2 separate regions of the Homo sapiens genome follow, and region 1 is linked to region 2. A link is an interaction called in ENCODE POLR2A ChIA-PET data of the cell type or tissue named here. Cell type or tissue: IMR-90. All regions are shown on one strand. Each heading gives the region's core, and the rest is flanking DNA. Links, peaks and the distances in the headings are about the cores only. Region 1 overlaps GRAMD1B (GRAM domain containing 1B). Region 2 holds the start of LINC02727 (long intergenic non-protein coding RNA 2727).

Evidence for each region. Peaks named below come from ENCODE experiments on the same cell type or tissue, not always from the same donor. Only the 100,000 strongest peaks of a DNase experiment are listed, where the experiment ranks them.
Region 1: POLR2A ChIA-PET joins it to region 2 with 15 read pairs; 6 of 35 experiments call an interaction of 5 or more read pairs at or near these places.

Annotation. Positions count from the first base shown.
Region 1 is chr11:123,436,940-123,453,188 of GRCh38, forward strand. The region is part of intron 1 of GRAMD1B (GRAM domain containing 1B); the gene reads left to right. Among named protein-coding and RNA genes, the nearest start is that of GRAMD1B, 15 kb to the left of the region's middle. RefSeq lists an enhancer at 6,302-7,281. In IMR-90, for the core only: no CTCF peak of the experiment used is centred there; no DNase peak of the experiment used is centred there.
Region 2 is chr11:123,307,246-123,323,494 of GRCh38, forward strand. LINC02727 (long intergenic non-protein coding RNA 2727) reads right to left here and starts at 7,586. Exons shown (of 2, transcript NR_183637.1): 1 at 7,258-7,586; 2 at 6,429-6,548. In IMR-90, for the core only: no CTCF peak of the experiment used is centred there; a DNase peak (open chromatin) is centred at 8,946; H3K27me3 peaks cover 2,168 bases.

The DNA of each region.
Region 1 (16,249 bases), core at 3,477-11,476, 130 kb after region 2:
TCCCCTTCCTGTGTCCATGTGTTCTCATTGTTCAATTCCCACCTATGAGTGAGAACATGCGGTGTTTGGTTTTTTGTCCTTGCGATAGTTTGCTGAGAATGATGGTTTCCAGCTTCATCCGTGTCCCTACAAAGGACATGAACTCATCCTTTTTTATGGCTGCATAGTATTCCATGGTGTATATGTGCCACATTTTCTTAATCCAGTCTATCAAGATGGCACAATTTTTTTGCTGGCCATGTTGCCCTCTGAGCTCAGGGAATAGCGTAGCCTGCAGTTGATGGGGCAGGCTCTTAGCATTAATACTCACATGTCTTTCTAACTTCCTTGCCCAAAACTGGTTGTGGTGATTGTTCAGAACCCAAACTGAGGATTGGAACCCTTCTCTGAATTGCTAGGTTCAGAAAACTCAGAAATTAGATGAAACCACATCTCCCAGGATGTCTTCTTGTCATCACTCTCTGGAGGGGGAAGGGAAAGCTGACGACGGGTGAGTGAGTTGGGTGGTGGCCAACTGCAGGCTCTTTCTAGGGGATGCAGAAGCACCTCTCTGCATCTCTGCCCAGTATACCTTCACTGTTACTATCTTTTGTACCATCTTTCACCTGGCTGTTATGTCCCTTCTTCTACATAACACACCTACCCCCGTCATGACTGCTCACAGTCTAGCAGGCTGGCGGCTAGAGAGTGGAGGGCCTCAGGGTTTCCACTTAGCTCCATGTCTGACCACTGGTAGTGCCGCTCACTAATTGTGCCCAGCATGCTAGGCTAGGTCATCTCTCTGGTGCCAGCCTAGCTGGCGTGTGGTTTGCCTGTAATGAATACACAGCATTGGTATATTTATCTTGATTCTTCATCTCCTTCCTCTGACCTTTGGAGGGAGACTTGTTTCGGGTTTCAGCTCCATTTCCAGGAGAGCAGGGTGATTTTGTGCATCTGAATGCTCTCCCCCTCAGCCCCCGTCACTATTGGTGTAGCTTCTCCGCTCTGTGTGTGCCCTGCTACATATGAGAAGCACAGGAAGTGTGGGAGAGAGAAAACTCATGTCCTTCTTAACACAAAGCAAAGAACAAATGCAAAGGAGACCTATGATTGGTCAGTGGATTAAGTAAGTGATCGGTGCTGGATAGGGTTAACTGGCAAAAACTTCCACCAGATTCATAATTCCTTGAGGGCAGGGACCGGTCTTACTTTGTGCCAAGTTTTCTGCCAAGCAGCCTTAAATACATTATCACATTAAATCCTCACAACAATGCCTCGGTCCCCCCAGGCAGGTTTTCCAGCTGAGGAACCTGAAGTTCAGAGATTAACATTCTCCTGGTCCAACAGAAGCAAGGCTGGGATTTGAAGCGTGTCCTAATTCCAAAGCCTGAGCTCATTACAGCTCCACTGCCCTATCCCCCCAGGGCCTGGAAGCAGTCAGCCCTCCCCTGCTTGAGAACTTGTAGATGTGGAGGGGGAGGTCCTGAAGCAAGGTAGGAATGTGGACAGTCGGGAGGCCATTGAGGAGATGTGTGTGAGGTTGTGGGAAGCAGAGAGGTGTGAGGATGACCCTGTTGACGGTCTAGGTGGACTCCTCCGTGAGAATCAGCTAGCGCCTGGCTGTAGATGTGGTTTCTAGATTAAAACAATCTGTGGAAACTGAGACGGTAGAGATGGAACCCTGTGGGCTGATTTCATACTGGCCAGCTTCCTCTGTGGGAGTTGGTATTTGGAAAATTTCCTTGGTGGTTATGCACTCAGAGGGTGCCAATTACACATCAGGTAAGGGGCTGGTATGAACATGGGGCAGATGCACAGGTGATCTTTCTGTCCTAGTTGGTGCATTTCTCCCAGGTATTATATAGCCTCCAATTGCTATGCTGGTCACTGATAATTGCTTCTAGGGTAACGCAGAAGTTAAGGAGTCTGAATGGCTAAGCTGCCAGTGGGGAATTTTCTTCCTGACCCCAGTGGGCAAACTGCTGGCCCTGAAGCAGGTGTTTAGACCTGGGGCCAAGGCTGGCCCGGAGAGCCTGGAGGTGGTTGCTGGGTTGCTGTGTGTACAAGAGCTTGATGAAACCTGAGGGTTTTTCCTGGGGCATTTGCCCCAATGGGATTCTTTCTTCCATAGCACATATCAGTGTGTGACTTGCCAAGGGGCTGTTGTGCCTGGTGTGAGGAGGGACATAGCTTCTTATTGTCTTGGGGGGTGGGAATCTATGAGCTCTTCTCCTGTGACTCTGGAGCCTGGAAGGAAGTGTCCTCTCAGAGGAGACTTGTTTCGGGTCTCTCAGGGACTCAGAACAGAAAGCTTCTCTCAGGGACTCAGAACAGAAAATCGAATGTGGGTTTTCCAGTGGGAGAAGGGAAGCAGGATGGTGATGCCTCAGCTGGTGAGGAGATGTTGGGCAGTAGCCAGCCACTCCCTGCCACCATAGGCAGCAACCTCCTAAACACACTCCTGTTTTCAAATATCCTCTTCTGTTATCAGACCACATGTCTGGATTTTCGATTCAGATATTGTCATATAGCTCGAAATCCTCACTAGGAAAATGTGGCTGTGCCTTTGGTCCCTTTGTGGAAGGGAGGGATAAAGAAAACCATGGGTTTTTCCTTTGAGGCCCTAACACATTGGGTAGTCAGAGGGTATGAAGCCCTTCTGTGTCCTCTGTATGTCCTCAAGCTGGGATGAGACTCCGGTTCTCCAATTCTGATCTGTAGATGAGATGGAGGAATGAGATGACCAGGCACGTCACGGAGGCAGTGCAGGGTCAGAGCTGAAACTCAGGCCTCTGACCTGAAATCTCGACCAGTTTCTAACAGACCTATTACATCTCTGCAGCAGCCTCATTCTTTTTAAGGTCTCTCCCTCTCAGCACATCACTGTGGTCAAGCCTGTTCCCCCACCCAGCCTGGTGCCTCTTCCCTCCACAATCTGACCACAGAGATTTTCAGTCTTGCTGCTTCTGGTTGGCAAGTTTATCCAGGAAATGATGGAGCTGAGGGAGATGACTAGAAAAACAATAAACAACCTATTTGGTTTTTGCCCTCCTTTTTGCAGCCATAGAAAAATAATTTTCTGGGGGAGGGGGAGCGCCCAGTTTGGGGATGGTAACCCTTGCAATATTTGCCTCAGCAATTAGGAAAATACAGAAAGGCAATGGATGGTTAGTTTAGTGACACATTTTTGAGACTCTCCAAGAGTCTTCAAGCTTGTTGTCTTAAAAGGAATCATTTTAAAAAATGTAGTGCATGTGCTGCTGAAGTGAGCACAAGAAATCATTTTTTATGCCATAAAAGTCAACGCGGCCAGATGCAGTGGCTCACGCCTGTAATCCTAGCACTTTGGGAGGCCAACGCAGGCAGATAACCTGAGGTCAGGAATTGAAGACCAGCCTGGCCAACATGGTGAAACCCCGTCTCTACTAAAATACAAAAATTAGCCAGGCATGATGGTGGGTGCCTGTAATCCCAGCTACTCGGGAGGCTGAGACGGGAGAATCGTTTAAACCGGGAAACAGTGGTTGCAGTGACCCAAGATAGCGCCACTGCACTCCAGCCTGGGCGGCTGAGTGAGACTCCGTCTCAAAAGAAAAAAAAAGTCAGCATATTGTATCTAATAAAATAGCTAGTTAATTGTAAAGTTTTGGATAGTAGGAAAAAGGAAAACATAATTTTATCATGTTAACTCAGTTATTAGAGGGTATATTGATCTGTTTGTGTTGTTATAAAGTAATACCTGAGACTGGGTAACTTATAAAGAAAAGAAGTTTATTTGGCTCATGGTTCTGCTGGCTGCATAAGAAGCATGGTGCCAGTATCTGCTTCTGACCTTAGGAAGCTTCTATTCCTGGTGGAAAGCAAATGGGGGTTGATATGGCTTGGCTGCGTCCCCACCCAATTCAATCTCATCTTGAATTCCCACATGTTGTGGGAGGGACCTGGTGGGAGGTAATTGAATCATGGGGGCAAGTTTTTCCTGTGCTGTTCTCAGGATAGTGAATAAGTCTCATGAAATCTGATAGTTTTAAAAATGGGAATTTCCTTGCACAAGCCCTCTTCTCTTGTCTGCCACCATGTGAGATGTGCCTTTCACCTTCCACCATGATCGTGAGGCCTCCCCAGCCACGTGGAACTGTAAGTCCAATAAACCTCTTTCTTTTGTAAATTTCCCAGTCTCAGGTATGTCTTTATTGGCAGCCTGAAAATGGACTAATACAGGGGAGCAGGGTTGTCACATGGTGAGAAGTTGCAAGAAAGAGAGGTAGGGGTGTCAGGCTCCTTTTAACAAGCAGATCTTGCAGGAACTAAGAATGAGTACTCACTCATTCTCGAAAGAATGGCACCAAACCTTTCATAAGAGATCCTCCCCCACAGCCCAAACACCTCCCACCAGGTTCTCCTCCTACACTAGAGACAAAATCTCAGCATGCAGGCCGGGTGTGGTGGTTCACGCCTATAATCCTAGCACTTTGGGAGGCTGAGGCAAGAGGATTGCCGCTTGAGCCGAGGAGTTGGAGGCCAGCCTGGACAACATAGTGACCCCTATCTCTACAACAAATTTAAAAAATTAGCCAGGGCCAGGCATGGTGGCTTGCACCTGTAATCCCAGAATTTTGGGAGGCCAAGTCAGGAATATTGCTTAGGCCCAGGAGTTTGAGACCAGTCTGGGCAACATAGTGAGACCCCCACCTCTATTATAAAAGAAAAAAAAAGAGAAAAAAATTAGCCAGGCATGGTGGCATATACCTGCAGTCCCAGCTACTTCAGAGGCAGAAGTGGGAAGATTACTTGAGCCTGGGAGGTTGAGGCTTCAGTGAGCCATGACCACGCCACTGCACTCCAGCCTGGGCAACAGAGTGAGACCCTATCTGAAAAGAGAGAGAGAAAAAAAAGTCAACATGCTATTTGGAGGGGAGAAATATCCCGACTATATCAAGGGCATGTTTGGTGTATTATCTCCTGGTGTTTTTTCTCATTCAGATTTTCCTTTTATTTGAGAGACTTTTTTCTTCTGTGCCTTGCACTTCTAGAAGGTAAGGGAGAGTGTTAGTCCATGCGTTGAGGATAGAGAATTTGAAAGGAAAGATCAAACTGTTTTTTCTTTCTCACAGTCAACACAGAACATTTCTGTGACCAGATATGTGGGGTTTTCTCCCCACACACCAAGAAGTTCTCCAGTGGACACAAACTGGGTGTCTTATAATTCAATTTAATTCTGGCACCTTCTGCCTGGAGATGGTGTCAGATTCCACAGGTTCAGGGCTCAGTCCTCTAAGATTGCCCCCACTTCAGATGCCAATCACAAGTTAGAGCTACCTGTACTTTTTCTTTTTTTATTTTTTCTCTATCTGCATGTTGCATCTGAGATCTATACTTCTGACCAACCAACTATAAACCAGAGTTCCCGACTCCCTTTTAGGGTTCGATTAATTTACTAGAGCTGTTACCAGAAAGGGGTCCCATTCCAGACCCAAAGAGAGTGTTCTTGGATCTTGCACAGGAAAGAATTCAGGGCGAGTACACAATGCAAAGTGAAAGCAAGTTTATTAAGAAAGTAAAGGAAGGCTGGGCGCGGTGGCTCATGCCTATAATCCCAGCACTTTGGGAGGCCAAGGTGGGAGGATCACTTGAGGTCCAGAGTTCAAGACCAGTCTGGCCAACATGGCAAAACCCCGTCTCTACTAAAAATACAAAAATTAGCCAAGTGTGGTGGCAGGCACCTGTAGTCTCAGCTACTCAGGAAGTTGAGGTGGGAGAATTGCTTGAACCTGGGAGGTGGAGGTTGCAGTGAGCCGAGATCGCACCACTGCACTCCAGCTTGGTGACAAAGCGAGATACCATCTCAGAAAAAAAAAGTAAAGGAATAAAATAATGGCTACTCTTTTTCTGGTTATTTCTTGAGCATATGCTAAACAAGGGGTGGATTATTTATGCCCCCCCCCACCCCTTTTAGACTATATAGGGTGAGTTCCTGACATTGCCATGGCATTTGTAAATGGTCATGGCGCTGGTGGGAGTGTAGCAGTGAGGATGACTAGAGGTCATTCTCATTGCCATCTTGGTTTTGGTGGGTTTTAGCCGGCTTTTTTACTGCAGTCTGTTTTATCAGCAAGGTCTTTATGACCTGTATCTTGTGCCAACCTCCTATCTTATCCTGTGACTAAGAATGCCTTAACTTACTGCGAATGTAGTCCAGCGGGTCTTAGCCTTATTTTACCAAGGCGCTATTCAAGATGGAGTTGCTCTGATTTAAACGCCTCTGACAGAGCTGCTCACAGAATTCAGAGAAACACTTATGTTTATAGGCTAATAATAAAAGATATTAAGGATACAGATCAATAATGAGATGCAGAGGTACATAGGTGTAGATGAAAAAAGTCAAACTCTGTAAAATATTTAAAGAGGTTTATTCTGAGCCAAATACAAGTGACTATGGCCCAAGGCACAGTCCAAGGCATCAAGAGGTTCTGAGAACATGTGTGCAAGGTGGTTGGGTTACAGCTTGGTTTTACACATTTTAGGGTGATGTAAGACAATAATCAATACATGTGAGGTATATATTGGTTTGGTCCAGAAAGGTTGAACAGTTCGAAGCTGGGGGCTAGTGTTACAGGTCATTGGTGGATTCAAAGATTTTCTTTTTTCTCTTTTTTTTTTTTGAGATGGAGTCTTGCTCTGTCACCTAGGCTGGAGTGCAGTGGCACGATCTCACTCACTGCAACCTCTGGGATTCAAGAGGTTGATCCCCTCCCAGGTTCAAGCATTCTTCTGCCTCAGCCTCCTGAGTAGCTGGGGCTACAGGTGTGCGCCACCACACCCAGCTAATTTTTGTATTTTTAGTAGAGATCGGGTTTCACCATATTGATCAGGCTGGTCTTGAACTCCTGACCTTGTGATCCACCCGCCTTGGCCTCCCAAAGTGCTGGGATTACAGGCGTGAGCCACTGCACCTGGCCCAGATTCAAAGATTTTCTGATTGGCAAGTCAGAAAAGAGTTAAGTTATTATCTAAAATCTGGAATCAGTAGAAAAGAGTGTCTGGGTTAAGATAAGGGGTTGTGGAGACCAAAGTTCTTATTATGTAGATGAAGTCTCCCACATGGCTGCCCTTAGAGACAATGGATGGCCAGTATTTTGTATTCAGACCTTTAAAAGGTGCTAGACTTTCAGTTAATCTCTTCAGGATTAGGAAGGTCTGGAAGGGGAAAAGTCTAGTTATGTTAATAGAGATTCTTTACAGATGCAAATTTTCCCCACAAAAGATGGCTTTGCAGGGCCATTTCAAAATATAACAAAGAAACATATTTTGAAGTAAAATATTTCAACTTCCTTCTTTATCGTAATATTATGCTAGAGTCAGGTTGGAATTTGTTGTCTTATTGCAACATAGTCTGTTTTGCCACTCTTAAGATTTCTGTTTTGGCCAGGCATGGTGGCTCACACCTATAATCGCAGCACTTTGGGTGGCTGAGGTGGGAGGATCACTTGAGCCTGGGAGGTTAAGGCTGCAGTGAGTTGTGACTGCACCACTGCACTCTAGCTTGGGCCTCAAAAAAAAAAAATTCTGTTTTCATGTTAAAGCTGGTCAGTTGTGCCTGAGCTCCACAAGGAGGAGAGTATAATGAGGCATGTTTGAGCCCCCACGTCTTTCCATGGCCCGAATTAGTTTTTTTTTTCTTTGGGTCCCCTTGGGTCTCCTAAAGTGGTGTCCATTCAGTCAGCTGGGGGTTTTAGAATTTTAGCTTGGTTTACACAGGGCAAGGTATTGCAGGGGGTTAGATGGGGCATGGATCTCCCGTGTTCACCCTGGACACACCACCCTCCCAGCACCTGCACGAGTTCAGCAACCCAGAAGCTCAGCAAAGCTCCATGTCCAAGAGTTTTCATAGAGCTTGATCTTCAGCCACACCTCCCTCTCTCTTTTCCTGGAAGTTTGTAGGTGGAGCTGAGAGATCCAACCTTCTAATCCTCTAGTCACTTGGTCTTTCTTGGTCCTTCCTCCCCATCTTGAGGCTCCCCAGGGGCTGTATCCTAAGTCATTTTCTTAGCATAAACTCAGGTATTATCTATGGGGCTCATTACAAATAACAAGAGACACTTCTGTCACTCAGGAAAGTCCAAGGGTTTTAGGAGTTCTGGGACAAGAACCAGGAAAGGACCAAATATATTTCATCTCATACTACAGGAAGTCTGTGAAATAAGGAGGAAGGTACATTTCTGAAGCACTATTTCTAGAGAAGGATCAGGCTGAGATGCTTCTCCAAAGTGGGAAGAGTGTTGTCAGGTATTTCTGCCACTTAACCTTGTCGTGTTCTTTTGCCCGCAGGAATGTCAGTGAGTGCCAGGCTGACCCCTCAGAGCAATCTGCCTTAATCTAGAGAGCATTCGTGTTCTGGCTGGATCATTACACTTTGGAGCTCTTTTTGACCTTTTTGTTGATTTTCAGGGTTGGATGGAATGGCAACCGTAAAGGTCATTCTGTACAGGGTGGAGCTTCTCCTGGAAGAGTTTGCCCTTAACTTAGGTGACAACATGTGTTTTCTCCACCAGTGTCTACGATGAACCACATCTTCCTGATCAGAAAATATCACTTTAAAAAAAAGACTCTGGGGCCTGGCGCAGTGGCTTACCCTTGTAATCCCAGAACTTTGGGAGGCCAAGGTGGGCAGGTCACTTGAGGTCAGGAGTTTGAGACCAGCCTGGCCAACATGGTGAAACCCCCTCTCTACCACAAAATACAAAAATTAGACAGGCATGGTGGCACGCGCCTGTAGTCTCAGCTACTCGGGAGGCTGAGGTGGATTTGAATTGCTTGAACCTGGGAGGCAGAGGTTGCAGTGAGCTGAGATGGTGCCAGTGCACTTCAGCCTGGGGAACAGAGTGACACTTGTCTCCAAAAAAAAAAAAAAAAAAAACAAGACAAACAAACAAAAACAACCCCAGGAAAGAGGATTGGTTGCACTGTCTTTCTTGGTTATATCTTTTTATGTTTTCAAGACATACTATTGGGAAAGTTCTACCTAAGATCTAACTGAAATCCCCCACAGTACAATCCACACTCATGTTCTCTTGTTTTGTGAAGATGGAAGAATACCTAGTGGATCTTTGTTTTTGAGAGTATTTCTCCCAAGACTCACTGTTGCTCAGCTTGGCCTGTTGCTTCCAGATTCCGAGGAAGGTCCAGGCTTTGTACTTGGACCTCACTGGTTCTCTAGTAGGGTCTGTGAGCCTCTGCAGACTTCTTTTATTATTATTTTTTTTAGATGGAGTCTCTCTTTGTCGCCCAGACTTGAGTGCAGTGGCATGATCTCGGCTCACTACACCCTCCACCTCCCAGGTTCAAGAGATTCTCCCGCCTCAGCCTCCCGAGTAGCTGGGATTACAGGTGTGTGCCACCACGCCCGGCTAATATTTGTGTTTTTAGTAGAGATGGGGTTTCACCATGTTGGCCAGGCTAATCTCGAACTCCTGACCTCGAGTGATCCACCCGCCTTGCCCTCCCAAACTGCTGGGATTAGAGGCATGAGCCACCACGCCCAGCCCTCTGCAGACTTCTTGGAGGAGTTTTCAGCCATTGTCAGCCATGTATGTTTGAAGGCAGGGCTGTCTTAGAGGTTAACAGAGAGGACAGTCGCCTGCCCATTCAGAAAGTTCTCAGAACACTGAAAATTTCTCTCTCTCTGAAGTGCCTTCTCCATGCTTGGATTGCTTCTTAAAATGCCTTTTGCTTCACTGCCAGAGAGATGCGACTGAAAATGCAGATAACTCAGGAGAGGTAATTCTCACGATTCATCAGACACTTATTGTGCGCTTACTGGGAACCTGGCACTGTTGCTGTGTGCTTGGGATACAAAAATGGATGCAAGCTGGGCATGGCGGTGTGTGCGTGTAGTCCCAGCTACTTGGGAGGCTGAGGTGGGAGGATAACTTGAGCCCAGGAGTTTGAGACCAGCCTGGGTGACAGAGTAAGACCCTGTCTCGGAAGAAAGAAAGAAAAGAAAAGAAAGGAAAGAAAGAAAAAGAAAGGGAGAAAGAGAGAAAGAGAAAGAGAGGCAAGAAAGGCAGGAAAGGCAAGAAAAGATGGTTACAGATGTCCCTTCCATTGGGGAGCTCCCAATTGAGTGTGTGGGAGATCACTATGTAAAAGTTAATTTCAGTGGCATATGGCATTCAGACTAAAGCATGAAAAAAAAATTGATCTGAGGACAGGATCTGCTGGGTGGGAGAGGAGAAGAGGGGCTTAGGGCCTTGATTTTACCAAATCTTCACCTATTTCACTCACACTCAGCTGCCACCTGTCAGCACCTGTTTCTGTCAGACAGACGGGTCTCTCAGAGAATCCAGTCATCCTGGTAGATGGGATTTGTGAAATTATTTCCACCTTCAGAAAAACTGAGAAGTCTAGGGCCATGAAGCTGGTCAGTGACAGAGGTGGATCTAGAATACAGGTCTCCGGCAACCAGAACAAGGGTTCAGTTTACTGTGTTTCTCAGGGAGCCCATATTCATCCAGGAAGGAGCCGTATCTTCAGGCAGTGAGTCATGACGCTCAGGCTGGGCCCCTCCATCTGTGGGGACAGGGTGACAGTTTTTCCTAGGACGACTGCCCCAGCACCAGTCCTAGAGACAGGCTGAGGCAGCATGGGTTGGAGGCTCTGGTTCTGCTAATTTTCTCGCTGTGTGGTCCTGGGCAGATTACTCACTCTCTCTGGGCCTCAGTGAGATTATAAAATGGAGAGTGTACATTTCTGTTTCATCTTGTTAGACAAAATTAAGCACATGTGTCTGAAGAGTTATGCTAATGCATATATTAGTTTACAAAAGCAAAGACATTTGTGCCTATCTATGAGGCCTCCAAGTCTGCTTCTCTGGTTAGTGGAGGCTGGAAGAGTGATTTATTCCTTCTTTGGTTATTTATGAGATGTTGCTTTTCTGATCTATTGATGGGTGCTGAAAAACTGCCTGTAAACCTAGTTTGTTTTTTTTAACCTCCCACAATAGTTATCTTAACCTAGTGTTTATAGTTTAAGGGCTGCTCTCATCTGTATGTCCCTTCAGTGTTGGCCTGCTTAAGATTCCGACTCCAGGTTTCTTCTTTTATATATGTATTTAAAAAAAAAGAGAGAGAGAGAGACAGGGTCTTGCTATGTTGCCTAGGCTGGTCTCAAACTGCTGGACTCAAGCAATCCTCTTGCCTTGGCCTCCCAAAGTATTGGGCTTCCAGGTGTGGTCCACAGAGCCTGGCCCCAGGTTTCTTCTTATTTCTCCTCCTTTTCCTCCTTTTACCCTTTCTCTCGCTCACTCTCTTTCTCACCCTCCCCCTTGTACTATTTTTTTATTATTTTTTTTTGAGGCAGTCTTGCTCTGTTGCCCAGGCTGGAGTGCAGTGGCCCAATCTCGGCTCACTGCAACCTTTGCCTCCTGGGTTCAAGCGATTCTCGTGTGTGCCACCACACCCAGCTAACTTTTGTATTTTTGGTAGAGACGGGGTTTCGCCATATTGGCCGGGCTGGTCTCATACGCTTGGTCTCAAGCAATTCGCCCGCCTTGGCCTCCCAAGTGCTGGGATTACAGGCATGAGCCAGCATGCCCAGCCTCCACTTTCTACTTCTAAATCCATATACTGTCCTGGGGCGATTTCATCCATTCTCTTGGCTTTAATTATTCCTGTCTGAGACCTCATATTTTTCCTGGGCCTTAGGCTTATACCTCCACCTGACTAATGGGCAGTTCCACTGCGATGTTCTTCAAAACTCAGCTTGTCTTTTTGTAATTGAACTCATTATTTTTCCCTTCAAACCAGTTCCCTCCATTCTGTTACTTACATTGGGGCTTGGTACTTTTTGTTTTCACGAGGCTTCTCTCCCTCCAAGCAAATGTTCCTCAAGCCTGCCTTCTCAGCTCCATCACCATAGCCGGCTCTCACGTGTATTACACAAGCATCCTGACTCCATCACAGCCCCTCTCCTGTGCTTCTTCTCTCTGCAGCCAGAAAGGTCTTCATAACCTCACTTCTGTTCCCCTCCTGCTTCATCCACCTGCTGCTCTTGTGTGCTCTGCCTCCAGCCAGTCTGACCTTTTAGTTCCATGAATGGGATGCTCTCTTATTTCCAGGTTTCATCAACGTTGTTCCGTCAGACAGAATTCCTTTTTCATAACACTGACCTACTTTGCCACCGTAAGGCCTTTTCGTTTGTTTAGTTAGCCTTTCCTCTAGGGAATGGTTCTTGACTGAGGTCTTCATTATGTCTGTGTTTCTGAAGCATCCTGCACTGGAGTGTGATAACGTGCTCGCATTGTATCGTTTATTAGATCCTACACACTGAAGGCAGAGTTTATTTTATTCAGTGTTTGTTTTATTCAGTGCCTGCTAAGCTCTTTGCATGGAACATGGTAGGAGCTCAGTAAGCATGTGTTTAGGGAATGAATGAATAATCAAATGATGAAAGCCTCTAAGGAAATTCGATTTTCATGGAATTCTACGATAAATCATTTTGCAAAGCAAGGAGTCCTCTTGAAGCTGAATAATTACCCCTTCATATGCCATTTATGTAAATCTGTACTATTATGTATTGGCTTGTTTGTCTGTCTTTAACCTGTTGGTTTCTGTTCTGGTTTTAACTGGGTTCTGAGTCTTTAGTAAGTGCCCAGAGAGCAGACACTGCTTTTTATTTTTATTTTTTCATATATCACCCAGGGTGGAGATTGCTGGTGAGATATTGACTCACTGCAGCCTTGACATCCTGATCTCTTGAATAGCTGGGTCTGCAGATGCATGCCACCATGCCTGGCTTTTTTTTTTTTTTTTTGAGACAGGGTCTAACTCTGTCACCCAGCACTCAGGTTGGAACACAGTAGCACAATCATGGCTCACTGAAGCCTCAACTTCCCAAGCTCAAGTGATCCTCCTGCCTCAGCCTCCTGAGTAGCTGGGGTTTACAGGCATGTGCCACTATGCTCGGCTAGATTTTTCTACTTTTTGTAGAGACAGGATCCTGCTATGTTGCCCAGGCTGGTCTTGAACTCCTAGGCTCAAGGGATCCTTCTGCCTCAGCCTCCCAATGTGTTGGGATTACAGGCATGAGTCACCACACCTGAACCAGAGACTGCCGTTCTAAAGGTAGTCTCTATTCAGGGGAGCCAAACTTGGCATAGTTAGGTGGAGAGTGATCAGTCTTTCCCAAAATGAGGTTCCAGAGAGCACAAGCACATTGGGAACAATATTTTGTTTGATGGTGGACCCAGGGCCCTGGTATAGTCTGCAAACAGCAGTTAGGTTTTTTTCCCCACCAAAGACCCATAACAGTTTTGAAGAGCATTTATTTTTGGAGCTGTGGTTGCCATGGTAATGCAATACTTTTTCTCGTCTTCTGATTCCAGGTCAGGGCAACAGTTGTTCCTCCTGCAGGGGAAGAGGATTTTGGAATATATGCATCCTTCCACCTTTTTTCCCCAACTAACTAATCCAACAAACATTTATTGAACATACACTACATGCCAGATACCGTTCCTAACACCAGGAATAATAGTGAACAAAATAGAGTCTGCCCTACAGGGGCTTCTCTAGTGGGGTAGAGAGACTGTCAGCAAATTATCAGTGCAATATTGGTCCCTATTTGTTTAAAAGCGAATTATTTGGCCACATCACTGAAAGGGAATTAGTTTGTTTTCTAAAATTTGGAAATCAAGAGTTGTAAAAGAAGTGTCTTCCATACTGCTTTGAAGAGCGATATGGGAGCGGGGAGGAGCTGGTGGCTAAATGTGGGAAGCTGACTCTCTTCCCACTGATAGTGGGACTTCATTGGATTTGTGTGGGCACTTTGGAATGCAGATGCATTTGGTGCTCTGACATCATCTAAGACCTTGGGAGATGACAGGATTAAGCTGGGTCTCTCTGCAGCTGTCAGATGTCAAAGCTGTTGCTCTTCTGGTGTTTGTGGGAGTCTCTTGGCACTAACAGAAGCCAAGAGCCAAAGAGCTGCCAGAAATGGCCCTTTATTATCCAGTGTAATGAAAGCCTGGAAAACAGGCAGGGAATGCCATTTATTAAGCTACCACAGAGTGCGGTACCTTAAACTGGGCTCCAAGAAGGAAGGTAGAGAGGAAAGAGGGGGTACTGATACCTGCTGTTGGGAGCGTCCCATCAGGGTGGCAGAGAATGGCACTCACAAGGACACAAATGAAAATGATGCAGACAATAGCAATTTATCACAATCTCTTAATTTGAGTAGCACTTTACCTTTTCAAAACAATTTACCAGGCCATGGGCTCTCCCACGGAAGGGACAGGGTATAATTATTCTTTGTGATTGCTGTAGCACTGGCACACACCAGGATGTCCAGTGACAAGCGTATGGCATGACAATCTATTACCTCATTTGTTCCTGCATCCTGTGGGGCAGATGTAATGAGTAGACCCACCTGGCACTTAAGGAAATGGGGATTCTGAAATATGCCCACATCCATACAGCTAAGTAATGCTAGAAACCAGACTCAAAAAGAGGTTGTGTCATGTCACTTTTAATTTAGGGCCCTTTCTTTGTTGTACCATACGTGTGTTGTATCTGACATTATACTGAGGCTTATGGATACATGCTGACAGTGTGGGTAATTCAAATCCACAGGAAATGAAACATAAAGACCAAACATTTTAACTAGCAGTTTCGGTGTGCTCCACTGTTTGAAAGCAGCAGCTTCTGTGAACAGCTTTGACTGGATTTTACCTCCCCTGCTCCCCTTCCCATTTGGAGGGACACATTACACAGTCAGGCTGCCAGAGAGAGGAGAGTCCAAATCCCGCCAGCCAGCACTTGTTGCTTGGCTGCTATGTGCTGGCCACTGAGGTGTGGCTGGCTTCTTCTCTTGAAAGATGTAGTCTAGTTTATTTATTATTCATTCATTTGTTTGACAGCAGATTATATATATATATGTATGTATGGTGGTGTTCTCTCGCCCAGGCTGGAGTACAGTGGCATGATCATAGCTCACTGCAGCCTCTAAATCCTGGGCTCAAGTGATCCTTTTGTCTCAACCTCCTGAGTAGCCGGGACCACAGGCACGTGCCACCATGCCCAGTTAATTTTTTAGATTTTTATAGAGACAGGGTCTCACTATGTTTTCCGGGTTAGTCTTGAACTCCCAGCCTCAAGAAATTCTCTTTCCTTGGCCTCCTAAAATGTTGGGATTACAGATGGGAGCCACTGCACCCAGTCCGACAGCAGATTTTTTTGACCATCCGTTAGGCAGTCAGTGCAAGTAATTGTGAACAAATGTAAAAATTTAAAATGTGACAGTCAAGTCCAACAGAGCTTAAAGGAAAAACATATAATAAAAATGTGACAAGTGCATCTAAGAAGAGGACAGCAGTAACTGTTACATTTGGTAATCCTGGCAATTAGCCAGATCTTGTGAAGGACATTTTTTCTGGTAGAAGACCTTCCTTGGCCAGGCATGGTGGCTTATGCCTGTAGTCCCAGCACTTTGGGAGGCCGAGGCAGGTGGATCGCCTGAGGTCAGGAGTTCGAGACCAGCCTGGCCAACATGGTGAAACCCTGTCTCTACTAAAAATACAAAAATTAGCCAGGCGTGGTGATGGGTACCTGTAATTTCAGCTACTCGGGAGTCTGAGGCAGCACAATTGCTTGAACCTGGGAGGTGGAGGTTGCGGTGAGCCAAGATGGTGCCACTGCACTCCAGCCTGGGTGACAGAGTGAGACTCTGTCTCAAAAAAAAAAGACCTTCCTTAATAAGTGGAGTTGGATAGACATTTTGCTTTGGAAAACAGAAGCTATTTACTCTCAATATTAGGTCTACTTCATTCATTTCACAGAATAGGCAAAGATGTCTGGGGCTTTGCTCACTAGGGAATTCTGGCCATGGCCTTTTGCTTCTCTTCTAACCAGGCCTTTTGCTTCTCTTCTCCCTTTTTGCCAGATGTAGAACCACCAGGCTTCCCTTTCATTTCTCCAGGAAAGAAGGGGTAGGGAAGTGAAAGTTCGGTCTTGTGTTTCACAGGCACCACTGAAGTAAAGAATTCAATATTTAGATAATTTTGTGTTACTTTCAGTGCATTTTTCTGACCTTGTTCCTCATAACCATGGAGAATCTAGAGTTCTAGAGCATTTTACCTTAATTAATGACTAGTTTAAGGCCTTTTTGGGTGGCTAGTTTGGAAATGACTCATATTCATGGTCTTGATCAGTTCAACAGTATCCTTAGAAGGTTAGGAAGAAACAATTGTCAGTGTGCAAATAACTCCAAACCTCTA
Region 2 (16,249 bases), core at 5,039-13,038:
ACTTCTGAGCACTCTATGCTCACCGTTCCATAAAGAAGTCTCTCTCTTCCTGGTTGATCTTGCCTCAGCTCAGTCTTTCCCTCAATATTAAGCTGAAAACAGGGAAATTCAATCAAAGTGAAGGCTTCCTTTACCCCAGCAGGTCCTACAAGCATTTAATAAGTTGCGTGGAGATGTAAAAATAGATCATGAAGCGGTTGATAAGAATAACATTTCTTGCCAAGAGAGCCCTTATGCAGGAGGACTAGCAAAAAAAAAAAAAAAAAAAAAAAAAAAAAGCGAGAGAGAGAAGCTCAGGAGCATTGACAGTACAAGAAATAAGATTTGCTTTTGGAGAAAAGAGAACAGAGAAGTTTTGAGATGAGAGCATGCTGGATACCAACAGAAAAAACAGTGAGTTCTGAAAGTGGGGAGGGGGATTGCAGGCGTAGAAGTAGCAACAGAGTTCCATCAGGCCAGGAGATGAATGCCTGTAATCCCAGCACTCTGGGAGGCCAAGGGGAGGATCCCTGGAGCCCAGGAGTTTGAGACTGGCCTGAGCAACATGCAAGACCCAGTCTCTACAATAAAAAATTTTTAAAATTAGCTAGAATCACTCCTTGACTCCCCAGCTCCTTGGGAGGCTGAGGTAGGAGAATCCCTTGAAGCCCGGGAAGTCACTGCAGTGAGCTATGATCAGGCTGCTTCACTCCAGCCTGTGTGACAGAGTGAGACCCTATCTCAAAAAAAAAACAAACAAAAAACAAACAAACAAAAAAAAACAACCAAACAAACAGAAACCTCTATCTCATGGCAGCCTTGGAAATAATTACAGTGCATAGAAAAATCAATCGGCAAGCTTTTACTGAGCACTGGAACACGATGGCAATGTGAAACCAAAAGACCAGGCCCCTTTGCAAGGAGAGTGCAGAGTACTGGGGAGATAAAAATAGCACACTTGAAACAATTAGAGAGCAATTAATGCCAACTGTCTGGTTCTGACTCAAGTACAACGGGACTCCAGAGAGTGGAGGAAGCCTGGCGAGCTGGAATAATCTGCCAGGCAGGGGTAGGAAAAACTCACAGGGACCCCAAGGTCTTGGGTGTCACATGCTTTGAGGAAAAGAGTCTATTCCTATGGAATGCTCTGCTTGCGTAATACACACAACTCAAACTAACCACAGTCTTGCCCTTCCAGAAGTTTCCAATTAAAAAGCAGAACATAGCGCTTGACCTACGACAGCTTTGCTAAATAAATGGATGAAAGAACAAGTGATTGGAGTCCTAGGACTTCTTAGGGATAACTGAGGAAGCAAGGGAGTGGGAATGGCATGGTTGTAGAAATATTCCTTGGTCTACTGGCTCCTTTCTGAGGGCAGGGACTTTGTCTTTCTTCCATATTTATTAAGCCCTCACCATACAAAAAAATATTGTGCTGGCCCTGAAAATGAGAGGTCTGGAGATGCAACAGACATAGTCTATGAGCTTCCAAATGTCTCATACAAGAGCTTCCTTTGAAACCTGGAGCTTAATTCTGTACATCATGCCTTAGATGACTGAATATCCTTTCCCTAAATACACATCTACTAAGTCAATCATAAATTCTGTAAATAGTTTGCACCTACTATGTGCTAGATAATGTGATAGGTGGTCAAGATAAGCATGAAAAACAGTGTTTTCTTCTAAAAAGAGCTTATTGTTGGCTGGGTGCAGTGGCTCACACATGTAATCCCAGCACTTTGGGAGGCCGAGGCAGGAGGATCACCTAAGGTCAGGAGTTCGAGACTAGCCTGGTCAACAGGGTGAAACCCTATCTCTACTAAAAATACAAAAATTAGCTGGGCATGGTGGCTGGCACCTGTAATCCCAACTACTGGGGAGGCCGAGGCAGGTTCGAGAATCGCTTGAACCCAGGAGGTGGAGGTTGCAGTGAGCCGAGATCCCGCCATTGCACTCCAGCTGGGGCGACAAGAGCAAAACTCTCTCTCAAAAATAAATAAATAAAATCAAAAGAGCTTACTGTCAAGTGGTAGAGAAATAGTCATATATTTAGTGCAGTATATACTTGTTCTCATGGCATGTCGTGCAATGTGTGGGCAGAGCTCAAGAAAAAGATCACCTAAGCTGTCCAGAGGAGTGAAGGCCGAGCCCACAGAGGAAGAAGCATTTGAGTGGATTCTGTCAGGGGCAAGGTGTGGTAAGTGGGAATAACATGTAGGCAGGTGGACTGGAATGTGCAAAATCTGGATGCATGAGAGGACTTAGTAACATGTTCTGAGAGCTGGGAATAACTGAGTACTACCAGGGCATAACATTCTGAAGGGGGAGTAGGAGAAGATGCCATTAGACAGAGCAGCCATTATCTGTCTAACATCAGATTATCTTTCCCCAACTATCTGTCCCTAATTTTGATGGACTGTGGATGCCATGCCAATAGAACAGATTGCATCATGATGAAGACTGAGGGGCCATCAAGGAATGCTGAGTGGTGGAATGATGGGATCAGGTTTGTGGATGAAAAAGAACCTTCTATCAGCTGCATGGAGGAAGGTGGGAGTAGGGTGGAGGCAGCCTGGGGAAGGATAACTGAGGCAGGAGACAGAGGCCAAACAAGATGTCTTTGCAGTGCTTCACATAGGAGACCATGGGAGCTTTCAGGCACGGGCAGTGGGGAAAGGACAGGAAGAGCCTAGAAAGCTACTTACTTTGATTTCAAAGTCAACAGGGCTTGGTTGCCAATTGGATGTGGAGCAAGGGAGGGGAGATGAGGATGATTGTGAAGGTGGCAGTGGCAAGGGTCGCAAGCACCACCAAGCAGTACTCTTGTCTTCATTCTCCCTGGGCTGCCTCTTCCCTAACTCATTCTTTGTCTCCTGCAGGACCTCTGAAACACTACACCAGAGTAAATAAATGCCCTTGCATCCTCCAGTTCTTCCTGGAATCCCGCACCCTCTTCCTGATTTGAATGGAAACTCACTCTTACACAAGGGCATCCTGGAATCCCGCACCCTCTTCCTGATTTGAATGGAAACTCACTCTTACACAAGGGCATCCTGGAATCCCGCACCCTCTTCCTGATTTGAATGGAAACTCACTCTTACACAAGGGCATCCTGGAATCCCGCACTCTCTTCCTGATTTGAATGGAAACTCACTCTTACATGAGGGCACGGCTTCACCTGCTTTGTCTCTTCTGAGGGATGCTCATTCTCCCATCCCCAGTGCCAGCCAAAGAAGTAGCCCCGACAAACAACTTTAAAGTTTCCCAGTTCTGCTTCCAAGCCGTACACTGTTCCAGTCCTAATATAAACATTGCTCCTTTGAAACCCACATTCTCCTGCCATATTCTTTCTTATAAGTGTCATTTTCCTGGCTCATGGAAGAGTTTAGGGCCTGGCTCCAGGTCCTCCCCTTCACCCCAAGACCTACCGTCATCCTGACTTCTGTGTCTATGAGGATGACGTGTCCAACAGTCAAGCTTCAGAGTGACACTCACAGCCATTCTACTTCAGCTACTCACACCTATGGCCACACCCTGATTTTGTCCTCATCTGAAATGGTTTCATCTCCAGAACCTTTAACTCAATATGCACGCTCTGACCACAGTGTCTTATCCTTCCATGTCTCCAACCTCTTTGCTTTTACTGTGCCTATTCCCTAATTTTAATAAGATCTCTGGCCATGTTGCCTCTCCATTTGTAGTCATCTCTCAATCTACTTCTTTCTCAATTTCCTTCTCCAATCAGTCTAGAAAACAAAATATATTACTTCATCATTATATTAAAAAAATTTTTTTTAAATATTATTTGCAGAGATGAGGTCTCACTATGCTGCCCAGGCTGGTCTCGAACTCCTGGGCTCAAGCGATCCTGCCACCTCAGCTTCTCAAAGTGCTGAGATTACAGGTGTGAGCCACCACGCCGGCCATCATTATTGTTTGATTATCTTTGTTTCTCATTCACCCTCATCTTTTGCTCTTCTTCAGCAAAACCCCAATCCCTAGACCAATCCAGCCATCTCCTGCCTTCCTTTATACCTGGCTCAGGCCCAAATTCTGACGTTCCCTCTCGACTCTTGCTGTTTCCTCTTGACCCCAAACAGTCACCGTGCCCTACCAATTCTCATTCTCCTTCCCAAATACCTCTCCAGCAGGTTCCCTCCTCTCTATCCCTACTGCCCCTCTCTTAGTTCAGGGTCTCAATAGTTTTCATCTATATTAATTCCACTTAGTTGATCTGACTACTACAGTTTTGGAACTGAAATTCAAGACTGTTTTCTGAACTATACTCTCATCATATCTCGATATCATATCATATGATCTGATCATATCACTGTATCCGGAGTGATCTTAAAAATACAAATGTCAGGCTGTGTGCGGTGGCTCATGCCTGTAATCCCAGCACTTTGGGAGGCTGAGGTGGGGGGATCACCTGAGGTCAGGAGTTCGAGAACCTGGCCAACTTGGTGAAATCCATCTCTACTGAAAATACAAAAATTAGCTGGCTGTGGTGACACATGCCTGTAATCCTAGCTACTTGGGAGGCTGAGGCAGGAAAATTGCTTGAATCTGAGAGGTGGAGGCTGCAGTGAGCTGAGATGGCACCAATGCACTCCAGCCTGGGCAACAGAGTGAGACTCTGTTTCAAAAAAAAAATAAAAATGTCATCATGTCACTCTCTTATTAAAATATTTTAATGGCTCTCCAGGCTCTTCAGCATCACATATAAGATACATTGTGATTGGACCCCTGTCCACCTCTCCAGCCCCCACACTCCCTATTGTATTCTAAACTTTACCTCCTTTGTTCCTTCATTCTATCCTAAGCTTTATTAAACTTGACTGGGCACAGTGGCTCACACCTGTAATCCCAGCACTTTGGGAGGCTAGGCAGGAGGATCACTTGAGCCTAGGAGTTTGAGACTAGCTTGGGCAACATAGAGAGACCTCTGTCTCTACAAAAAATTAAAAAATTAGCCAGGCATGGTGGCACGCACCTGTGGTCCCAGCTACTCATGAAGCTGAGGCGGCAGGATTGCTTGAGCCCAGTAGTTCGCGGCTGCAGTGAGCAGTGATCATGCCACTGCACTCCAGCCTGGGTGACAGAGCAAGATCCTGCCTCAAAAAAAAAAAAAAAAAAAAGAAAGAAAAAAAATATATAAGCCACTTGTGGATTCCACAGTATGTCACGTTCTTTTCCTTTGCTGCAGATACTATTTCCTCTGCCTGAAACATTTACCTCTTCATTTTCTAGCTACTCACTCTTCAAAACACAATTGATGTCCAGCCCAGAATATGGCATCTTAATACATGCTCAGTACATAGGATCTTTACAAAAAGGTCCCTGATATTTCTTCTATCTCCTGAGTGTTGTTGCTCCTATGTGATCCTTGAGAATCTCTATTGTTATGCCTTTCCCATTCTGTAAATGTTTTCTGTTTACTTTTCCATCTTCTACACTAGACTGTGACCTTGAGAGTAGCAACGTTACCTCCTTCACCTTGGCATGCCCAGCACCCAACATAAGGCATGGTACACAGCAAGCATTCAATGTGCACTTGCAAATGAATGAAAATGGGCAGAGATCTAAGCCTCCTCTCCTGCGCCAGACCATCTTGTTCTCCCAGCCTATCCTGAGGGAGGTCCTGGACTGTTGCTCTCTTTTGAGGCCTTCTCAAGTATTAGATGCAACCCCTTCTGTATGCCCTGGAAATGCTGGTGTCTCAGCCAACAAGTCTGTTTCTAAAGCACTTGTACTAACAAAGCCATCCTGGCCTTTCAGTGCAGTGGGAATGAAGGTTGATGGGTCTTGCTCTTCCCCCGGCAGGTTTCCTCATCAGGGACCTTGGAGGAAGGTCAGGAAAGATGGGCATGTACTGTGAGCTCTTTGAAGGACCAGACCTAGTGGATTCCTTGAAATACCTCCTTTACTGCCTACTAAAACGGCCCTGCAGATTCCAAAGGCAGTCTTACTGTAACATGAGTTGGAAGAACCTCACTTTTTGCCTTCATTCTCTCCCTGCTGCATCCTCTACACTGTCGTCAGATGTAATACCCTGAAATATTCATGTGATCAGGTTACTTGCCTCCTTACCTCCATACCTTGGCTTCCTTTGCCCCAGCCAACATCCAACATGAATGCTCTTCCCAGACCTTTCCACCAGCTAACCCTACAGAGCCGCACCTGGCTCTCCTCCTCTGTAGAAGGCCCCGGGCTTTTTTTACTCCTTCCCTGATTCCAGCAGAAAGAATCACTCTTCCTCTGTTCTCTGCCAGAGTTTTGTTCTTGCTACACAAAGAGCCTTTATCATTCAAACATTATACTTAGCCGCTCACATGTCTGTCTCCCTGGGATGGATTAATTCCTCGGTGAGGACTGCCGTTGTGCAGCTGCAATATTAGTGGTTGTGGTGGGGGGGTATATTGAACCTTATAATTTATGTAATAATAAGATAGATGTTGCAGGGGTTTTATTGCTTTAGGTTATAGAGGAAAGACCATTGGCATTGGAGTCAGACAGACAGCAGACCATCCTTTGCTGTTTGACTTGCGTCTCTCGGCCTGTTTCCTTATCTGTGAAGTGGGAATGATAATAACAACCTCAGAGGGTTGCAATGGGGATTGAATGCAATAACAAATGTAAACTCTGCAGTCTGGTATTTGGCATATGGTAAGGTATACCAAAAAACGAGTTAGTTTTGGCCCCCTTTCCAGCTTGTAGCTCTTCAATGTCTATACTTGAAAAGCTATTTAATAATATTATTTCATCCAGGATCTACCCTCACCCAACCTTTTCTTCTGATTTTCAAATACTTAGTATGGTTTTGATCACTGCCCTCCTTGAGACACCCTTCAACCTCTGCACTTCCTTTTCAAAGCATTGTGATCCTTTATAGGTAGAGGCTTTTAAAATGGTAGTAGTAGGTTGGGCACGGTGGTTCACGCCTGTGATCCTAGCACTTTGGGAGGCCAAGGTGGGTGGATCATTTGATGTTAGGAGTTTAAGACCAGCCCAGCCAACATGGTGAAATGCGGCCTCTACTAACAATACAAAAATAAGCTGGGCGTGGTAGCTCATGCCTATAACCCCAGCTACTCACGCGGCTGAGGCAGGAGAATCACTTGAACCCAGAAGGCAGAGGCTGCAGTGAGCAGAGATCATCCCACTGCGCTCCAGCCTGGGTAACAGAGCGAGAGTTCATCTCAAAAAAAAAAGAAAAAAGTAGTAGTAGTAGTAATAATAATAATACATTATAATGAGTAACACTTACTGAACACTTACAAAGAGCCAGGCTCAGTGCTACACTGTTGATATGCAGTAGACTTGCTACTTCTATGACTAAGACATCATCTCCATTTCACGAATGGGGAGGTTGAAACTTAGATTGTTAAGGTAACTTGCTAGTAGCCAGATAGCTAGAAAGTGGTAGAGCCCAGTGCACAGGCAGAATCCATGACCGGTCTAAAATCCTTGCCCTCAACGGCATCATTCTGACACTCCATGGGGTCTTCCCATGGCCATTTGGCTTGCCATAGAGAGGTCAGAGGCAGTACTCAGGGTCCCTCATGGGCTGTGAGTTGGGCTGTCTTTGATGACTTCTTGGTGCGTGTGTTTGGGCATTGTGACATCACAGAACAAGGGGCAACCCTACTAGCCCCAGACACAATGCACTCTGAGAGGCATTCAGGCCTCCTTCTCCCTCCTTTTTGAAACACAATCACCTATATTCACGCACACTCTTGTGTTAGGGCTCGAATGCTAGCAGCAGATGTGTGATCAGGTGATTGGTCTCAGAAATAAAGCAATCTGAATGAGGACAGGACTTCCCAAGAGCGAGTGACAGTGTCGTTCAGGGACGAGCTGTGCCATGCTGTAGATTTCCGGCGAGGCTTCTTTTGACTGTGGCCAACAATGGAGAACATTCAGTACCCAGAACCCCTGCCAAATTTCACACTTGGGGTTTAGCCCAGTTTCACGGACGTCCTTCTCCGGGGCCCCACGGACACTCTTGTTTCTTGCTGCTGTCCCCAGCACTGCGCTGCAGCAGCCCCTTTGGCTTCTGCTGTCTCTTCTCCATGATCCCTGGCTTGTTTGGAGTTCCTGCCATTCCCCTCCCTCCTCCCCTCCCTCCTTTCAGCCCCTCAGCCCCTCCAAGGCTTTCCTGTCCCGGGAATTATGTGCCTGGGGTTTGCTCTGTGTGGAGTTTTCTTCCCCAGACCTTGTGTGAGTGCCTCCAGGTCTTAACTCCGATGTTCCTCCTCCAAGAGGCTTCCCCTGGCCACACCATCTGGGCAGCCCCTCACCCTATCCACAACTACATTACCCTATTTTATTTTCTCAGGTACTTCCAGTTTCTAAAATTATTTTCATTTCTTCACTTGCATGTTTGTTGTGCCTCTTGCCCCAGTAGAATGTTAGATCCTAAAGGTATAGCTCTTTCTTGTCTAGTGCTGTATTACTAGTTCCTAAAACAGTGGCAGGCATGTGGCGGGGGCTCTCTGTCCATACCTGCTAACTAACCAAATGGCTGATGGAATGACTGACAGGCCAGAGGTCCAGACATGTGGACAAAGAAAGACAGTGATAATGAGAGCTAGCATTTTTTGAGGTAAGGGTTTATAAGCATCATGCTGAGGGTTTTACATGCACTATCTCATTTAATCAGCCCAAAATCCTTATTATTATTCCCATTTAGCAAATGAGAAAACTGAAGATTAGAATTCTTTTTTAATATGCCCCCTAAAATATAGCTGCCTTAATATCCCGCATGGCGAAGCTGACCAAATCTCAGGACTCTACCATCAAAATCAAATGCGTTTACTTTGTTCAAAGAATCAGAAACTGCATGAAAATACCCAGTGGCAGGAGACTGAAGAAATACCAGAGTAGGACCATAAGGAGGGTTGCGGTAAATGTGAAGAAACTGAAACCCCTATGCACAGCTGGGAAATGTAAAATGACTCAGATTCCTTGGTAAGCGGTTTGGGAATTCCTGAAAAAGTTAAACATACCATATGACCCGGCGATTCCATTCCTAATTATAATAGCCAAGACGGCTGAAACACTTGTACACAAATGTGCATAGCAACATTGTTCATAACAGCCCCAAACTAGAAACAACCCAAATGTCCATCAAGTGATGAATGGATAAACAAAGTGTGGTCTATCCACACAATGGAATATTATTCAGCCATAAAAAGAAACAAAGTACTGATTCAAGCTACAACATGCACTACCTTAAAAACATTATGCTCAGTGAAAGAAGCCAGAAAACCCGGACAAATATTGTATGATTCCATTTGTATGAAGTGTCTAGAATAGGCACAAATCTATAGTGACAGAAAGTAGAATGATGATTGTCAGGGGCTGAGGGAGGAGAAATGGAGAGTGACTACTCCTGGATATGGGGTTTCTTTTTGGGGTGATGGAAACATTCTGGAATTAGATAATGGTATTGGTTGCACAGCCTCAAAAATATGCTAAAAGCCATTGAACTATATACTTTACAATGGTTAAAGTGATGAATTTTATTTATGTGAATCATATCTGAAAGAAAGAAAGAAAAAAGGAAGGAAAAAAGAAAGGAAGGAAGGAAGGGAGGAAGGGGGGAAGGGAGGGAGAGGGGAAGGGAGGGAGGGAGGAAGCAGGGAGGAAGGCGGGGAGAGGGAGGGGAGGGAGGGAGGGGGAGTCAGATCATCAGCTTGTTGATAGAGCGCTCTGGGGAACACAGGTGTTGCAAGTGGTCAGGTAAGTAGTGAACTGAGAGGCTGCCGGGAGCAGAGGCCCAGCTCTGAGGGAGAGCTGTCTTAAGCGGCCATGCTCGTTTAAAATGGGGAAAGGAACTGGAAATTGCAAGGCAGGGCCCAACCCATATACCAGAACTGGGCATTAGATAGGCTTCCTAAACTAGAGCTAGGAGGAGGTGTCAAAGCAGAGGCTTAGTCATATCAACAGAGTGAATTGTGGGGGGAATCTGGGTAAGGAAGGTGAGGCCTGGAGCTGCATTTACAGGACAGAGGAGCCACACCAGGGACAAGTGGGTGCAGGCACAAGGGAGCTCAGGGCCCGCAGGGACTCACTGAGGCCAGTATTACACTAAGGCTGAGCATTCTAGGACTTGGCCTCCATGGACTGGTATAGCTGAGCCTGCTCCAGCACATTCTTACTCAGAGTTGGTCAAGATTTTTGGAGCTGAGCATATAGGAAATGAAACTAATGCCTCAGCTGGGGCTAGGGGTTGAGGATATGGGGAGGGTAGCAGGCTGAGACCTCCAATTTTTCCCACTGTAAAGCTTTGTAATCTATTACAATGCAAATGCCACTGAAAAGTTAAGTAACAGGCCCCAAATCACACAGGTAGAGAATGAAACAGCAGCCGGACACGATGGTCTATGCTTGTAATCCCGGTTCTTTGGAGGCCAAGGTGGGCGAATCACTTGAGCCCAGGAGTTCAAGACCAGCCTGGGTAACATGATGAAACCCTATCTCAAAAAACAAAAAACAAAAAATTAGCTAGACATGGTGGTGCACATCTGTACTTCCAGCTACTCGGGAGACGGGAGGATCACTTGAGCCTGGGAGGCGGAGGTTGCAGTGAGCTGAGATTGTGCCACTGCACTCCAGCCTGGGTGACAGAGCAAGACTTTGTCTCAAAAAATAAATAAATAAAAGAAAAGGGGGAAAAAAAAAGAAGAAGAAGAAGGACCAGCCTGACCAATATGGCAAAACCCCTTCTCTACTAAAAATACAAAAATTAGCTGGACGTGGTGGTGGGTGCCTGTAGTCCTAGCTATTCGGGAGGCTGAGGCAGGACAATAGCATGAACCCACGAGGTGAAGCTTGCAGTGAGCTGAGATCGTGCCATTTGCACTCCAGCCTGGGTGACAGAGTGAGACTCCGTCAAAGAAGAAGAACAGAAGAAGAAGAGGAAGAAGAAGAAGAAGAAGAAGAAGAAGAAGAAGAAGAAGAAGAAGAAGAAGAAGAAGAAGAGGAGGAGGAGGAGGAAGAAGAGGAAGAAGAGGAAGAAGAAGAAGAAGAAGAAGAAGAAGAAGAAGAAGAAGAAGTAGAAGAAGAAGAAGAAGAAGAGGAAGAGGAAGAGGAAGAAGAGAAGAAGAAGAAGAAGAGGAAGGGGAAGAGGAAGAGGAAGAGGGAAAATGGAAAAGCCTTTTTCAATTCTATGGGTGAGAGACAGTCTCATATGATGGGTAAGAGCACAGGCTGTGAAACAAGACCACCTGAGTTCAAATCCTACCTTTGTGTTACCTTGAACAAGTTACTTAGCTCCTCTGTGCCCCAGCTCTGTCCTCTAAAATGTCAATGGCATTGACTTTGCCTGTCTCATAGGTGGTGGTGAGGATTAAATAATGCTGTACATCTGAAGCCTTTAGAATAATGCTCAGGACCCTGTAAGAGCTAATAATTACTAGTAGTAGGCTCTACCACAGTCAGAGAGACCAAGCATTCCCACACAAGTGTAGCCGATGACACAGTTTTGTGTAGTACCATCTCTTGTCTCTGTTTTTCCACATCATATCCTGGAAAGACTTGTCCTTGTTTATGTGTCTCTCCAGGGGTCAAATTAAATTGATAAAATCTCAGAGAGTGCCAGACATCTGGCTGCTCAGTAAGAACAGAAATAATCATCAGTGAGTCCTAAACGTGAGCCAGCCCTTCCCTAGCTAATCCTCCCCTGTTGATGGCTAGAATAATTTCTCCCATAAACTGATTATGCTGGTAAATCAAGACCTTCTTGGGCAATGAAGAAAAAACCTTAGATATATTCAGTTCTCAGGAGTAATATCATTGGTGAGACAAGCACAATTGTTATGTAGTTGAATGTATTGGAATTATCTGCTATCCAGAGACAGTACTTGATATTCACAGAGCCTCTTGTAAAAGGCTTCAGAGGACTTTCTGCCCATTAACTAGTTAGCCTTCACCATGTTTCTTGGAAAAAGGTCCTTGTGACTGTCCCTCTTGGCTGCCCATAAAGTCTTCTTATCTATCCTTTAGAACCCATCTCAGTTACCAACAAGCCTCTTCCTTCCTTTCCAAATTGAAATTAACTACTTCTCCTCTATACTCTGTACTCTGCATCACACTTTTTTCTCTATTCCAGCAAATTTCCTTGTGTAGTTGTAGCTCCATGTCTTTCTGACATCATAGGGACAATTATTTGATGTCATGAAGTGTCTATTCATCTCTATGTCATTTTCTGCCTGCCTCTCACACACACCCAACATGTGCTCATCATGTTGGTTGCGGGTTTATTCGTATTCTGAATAAGATCCCCCTTGAAATTTTGATATATCCCTCTATAGTAGGCATCATCTGAAAGAGATGACTACTTTTTTTTTTTTTTTTTTTTTTTGAGACAGAGTCTCGCTCTTTTGCCCAGGCTGGAGTGCAGTGGTGGGATCTTGGCTCACTGCAACCTCTGCCTCCTGAGTTCAAGTGATTCTCATGTCTCAGCCTCCCAAGTAGCTGGGCATGCACCACCATATCCAGCTAATTTTTGTATTTTTAGTAGAGAGGAGGTTTCGCCATGTTGGCCAGCATGGTCTCGATCTCCTGACCTCATGATCTGCCCACCTCAGCCTCCCAAAGTGCTGGGATTACATGCGTGAGCCACCACGCCTGGCAGTTGAGAAGCATTCTTCTAACACATACCTTGCATTTAGTAGGCATTCTACAACTGTATGTGAAAATAAATAAAAGAAACCCCACATTAGAGAACTTTGGCGATTTCACCAAGCCCATAAAACCAAGATAAAACTTGGAAACCTGCCTGCTGAATTTCAGCTATTATGTAAAATGAATATTGGTGCTGTGTGAATATGTTGCTATGTGGTTTTCTAAAATGTGAGGCTGGGGCCTTATTGTTTTCCTTCTTTCTTTTCCTTTGTTTTTTCCCTTACTTCCTTCCACACATGCTTACTGAGCAACTATTATGTGCCAGGCATCTTGCTGGGCATTGGCGATTCAATGATGGGCAAAAGCAAACAAGGCATCTTATGGAGCTTACAGTCTGTCCAGTGCAGGGAATTGTCATAAATCCAATAGTCAGTCCACACGTAAGGAATGTGTGCTGGCCAGCTGAGGGCAGGGTCCTAAAGGAAAGGAACACTGATCCACGAGCGCTTATTGCAGAGAGGACTGATCTAGCCTAGGAAGGGTGTGGGGAGAGGTCAAGAAGGATTTTACTGAAGAAATGACAGTTGTTAAAATAAAAACTTTGGACAAATTAAATTTAACAGGGTTTAATCGAGCAAAGGACAAATCGTGAATCGGGCAGGTCTCAGAACCAGAAGAGGTTTAGAGAGCTCTTCACTCTGCAGCAGGGGCAGGCAACCTTTACGGACAGGACAGTTCCATTGGTTACACCTTGGTGTTTGCCTCATTTGAATGTGATCAGATCAGTTGACCACCTGTGATTGACTGAAGCTCATTTGCTGTGATTGGCTGAAACTCAATTATTTGTTAGAAAATTATACTCCTAATTTAGGATTTTAGTTAGTTTATATACTAAGTTGGGTTGCAGTTGATGATGTAAGGAGGCATCCTGGGGCCAAATTTAGTTTAATTGAACAGTGTTAGCCAGGTGCGGTGGCTCACGCCTGTATTCCCAACACTTGGGGAGGCCAAGGCAGGTGGATCACCCGAAGTCAGGAGTTTAAGACCAGCCTGGCCAACATGGTGAAACCCAGTCTCTACTAAAAATACAAAACAATTAGCTGAATGTGGTGACGCACACCTGTAATCCCAGCTACTCAAGAGGCTGAGGCATGAGAATCCCTTGAACCCGGATGGTGGAGGTTGCAGTGAGCCAAAATCATGCCACTGCACTCCAGCCTGGGTGACAGAGTGAGACCCTGTCTTGATAAACAAACAAACAAATAAAAACAAAACAGTAATGAGAACTGAAGGAGAAGTGAGAATTAAACAGGTAGAGAGGGTGGAGATTGCGGGGGGGCCAGCACACACCAAGGTTTGTGATGGGAACACCAGTGCATTCCAGAAACCAAGGACCTACAACATCTGGCCGGAGCCCAGAGAAGATGCAGGAGGTGTTTCTCTCTGAGGCTTGAATGTTTATGCAGGAGCCAGACCATCCAAGGGCCAAGTAGGCCAACATAAAAGGTTTTGTCTTTATCCTTCTACAGTGGGAAATCACTCAAGGTTTTGAGCCAAGGTGTAATGTAAGCATACAAATAGTCTGGAAAAATAGTCTGGCTTGTCTGTGGGGAATGGACTAGAATGTGGGGAGCATGCAAGAGAGAAAGGAGGAGACCAGTTAGCAGGCTGCTGAGTGGAGTCAGGTGCCAGATGATGGTGACTTTAATCAGGGCGGTGGCAATGAAGATGAAGAAGGTTGAAGCCATCCCATATGTAAAAAATCAACAGGACTTGGTGAGGGCATGGACTAAAGCTTAGGGCTCAGAAGAAATGTGACTGTGAAGGTGATTGATCCAGCAGGCACTCCCCAACGTATCCTGAATACTAAGTAACTACAGCAGCTGGGAGGCTGAACAAATCATTCTGCAAAATGAGCTGCCTCCTATCAAAGGGGGAAAGACAAGAGAGGATCCAAAACTGCCTCAAAGCTTCATCCGGGGGCTGCTGTTTTTAGGGAGTATTGAAGTGTGCTGATGATTTCCCAAGATGAGTCAGAACTCCCTACATCATCATCTCATTCCCCTGAGAACTTGGAGACCGTCTTAGCTGACAGCCTACCTCTTCCTCCACTTCTTCCCTCTCCTTCCACAAATCTGGATCAGACCCAAGGATGTGGAGTACTGTTTGATTTTTAAGAATGATATCCTGTCCTCTGCTATTTGTTTTTGTTTTTGTTTTTCTTTGAGACATTCTCGCTGTCACCCAGACTGGAGTGCAGTGGCACAATCTCTGCTCACTGCAACCTCCGCCTCCCAGGTTCAAGCGATTCTCTTGCCCCAGCCTCCTGAGTAGCTGAGATTACAGGCGCCGCCACCACTCCTGGCTAATTTTTGTATTTTTGGTAGAGACAGGATTTTGTCATGTTGGCCAGGCTGGTCTTGAATTCCTCACCTCAGGTGATCTGTCTGCCTCGGTCTACTAAAGTGCTGGGATCACAGGCGTGAGCCACTGTGCCCAGATTCTCCTCTGCTATTTGATTTCTGCTCTGCTTAATCGTTTGTTCAATCCAGGCCAATGAATCAATCAACAAACATTTCTTAAGCACTTTTCACTTATTCAACAAATATTTATTGAATGTCTACTATGTTCCAGGCACAGCTCCAGGGGTGGGCAATATACCAGTGAACAAAATAAAGTGAACTGTAAGTTGTGGCACATGCTTCCTTAGGAGCGTGATATCTACACATATAGATTAGAGTGAATAATACAAGACAAGTGACCAAGATGTTTTTGTTCTCATGGGATGTAAAAATGCTCAGTTAGCTTCTAAAGACTAAAAACATTGGAAAAAATAGGAGATAATTATAGACTGCAATAACATGGGAGGGCTCCAAAGGGAGGAGGTGTTTAAGTCAGGTTCTTAGAAGATAAAAGGAATTGCCGGGCGTGGTGGCTCATGCCTGTAATCCCAGCACTTTGGGAGGCCGAGGCAGGCAGATCATGAGGTCAGAATATCAAGACCATCCTGGCTAACACGGTGAAACTCCTTCTCTAATAAAAAATACAAAAAATTAGCCGGGTGTGGTGGCAGGTGCCTGTAGTCCCAGCTACTCGGGAGGCTGAGGTGGGAGAATGGCGTGAACCCGGGAGGTGGAGCTTGCAGTGAGCCGAGATCGCGCCATTGCACTCCAGCCTGGGCGACAGAGCGAGACTCCGTCTCAAAAAAAAAAATAAATAAATAAATAAATAAAAAGAAGATAAAAGGAATTAAGGTGGGCAAGGGGAAGAGCATTTCAGAAAGGAGAACAGCATAATGGCATGCACAGAATTGGTGATCCATGGGCATATGTTTGAGATATATTGGTAAAACCAGACTGACTCAGTGATGAGTGTACATTAGAGTGGAATATAAAATGAGGTTGAATGAATCCAGTAGGAAAAGATGAGAAAAAGTCCTAAAATCAAGCAAGGGTACTTAGATGTGATTCAGTAACAGAGAGGAAGACATTGAATGCACAGGAGATGTTGTGGAGAGCACAGATATTAGCTATAGTTTTAAGTCATTCAAGCTTGAGAGTCTGTGTTTCTCAACTCACATTCAAATCCTCAAATCAGAAATAGGAAGAACCATATCAGGACTGTACTGGGCTCTCCCCAC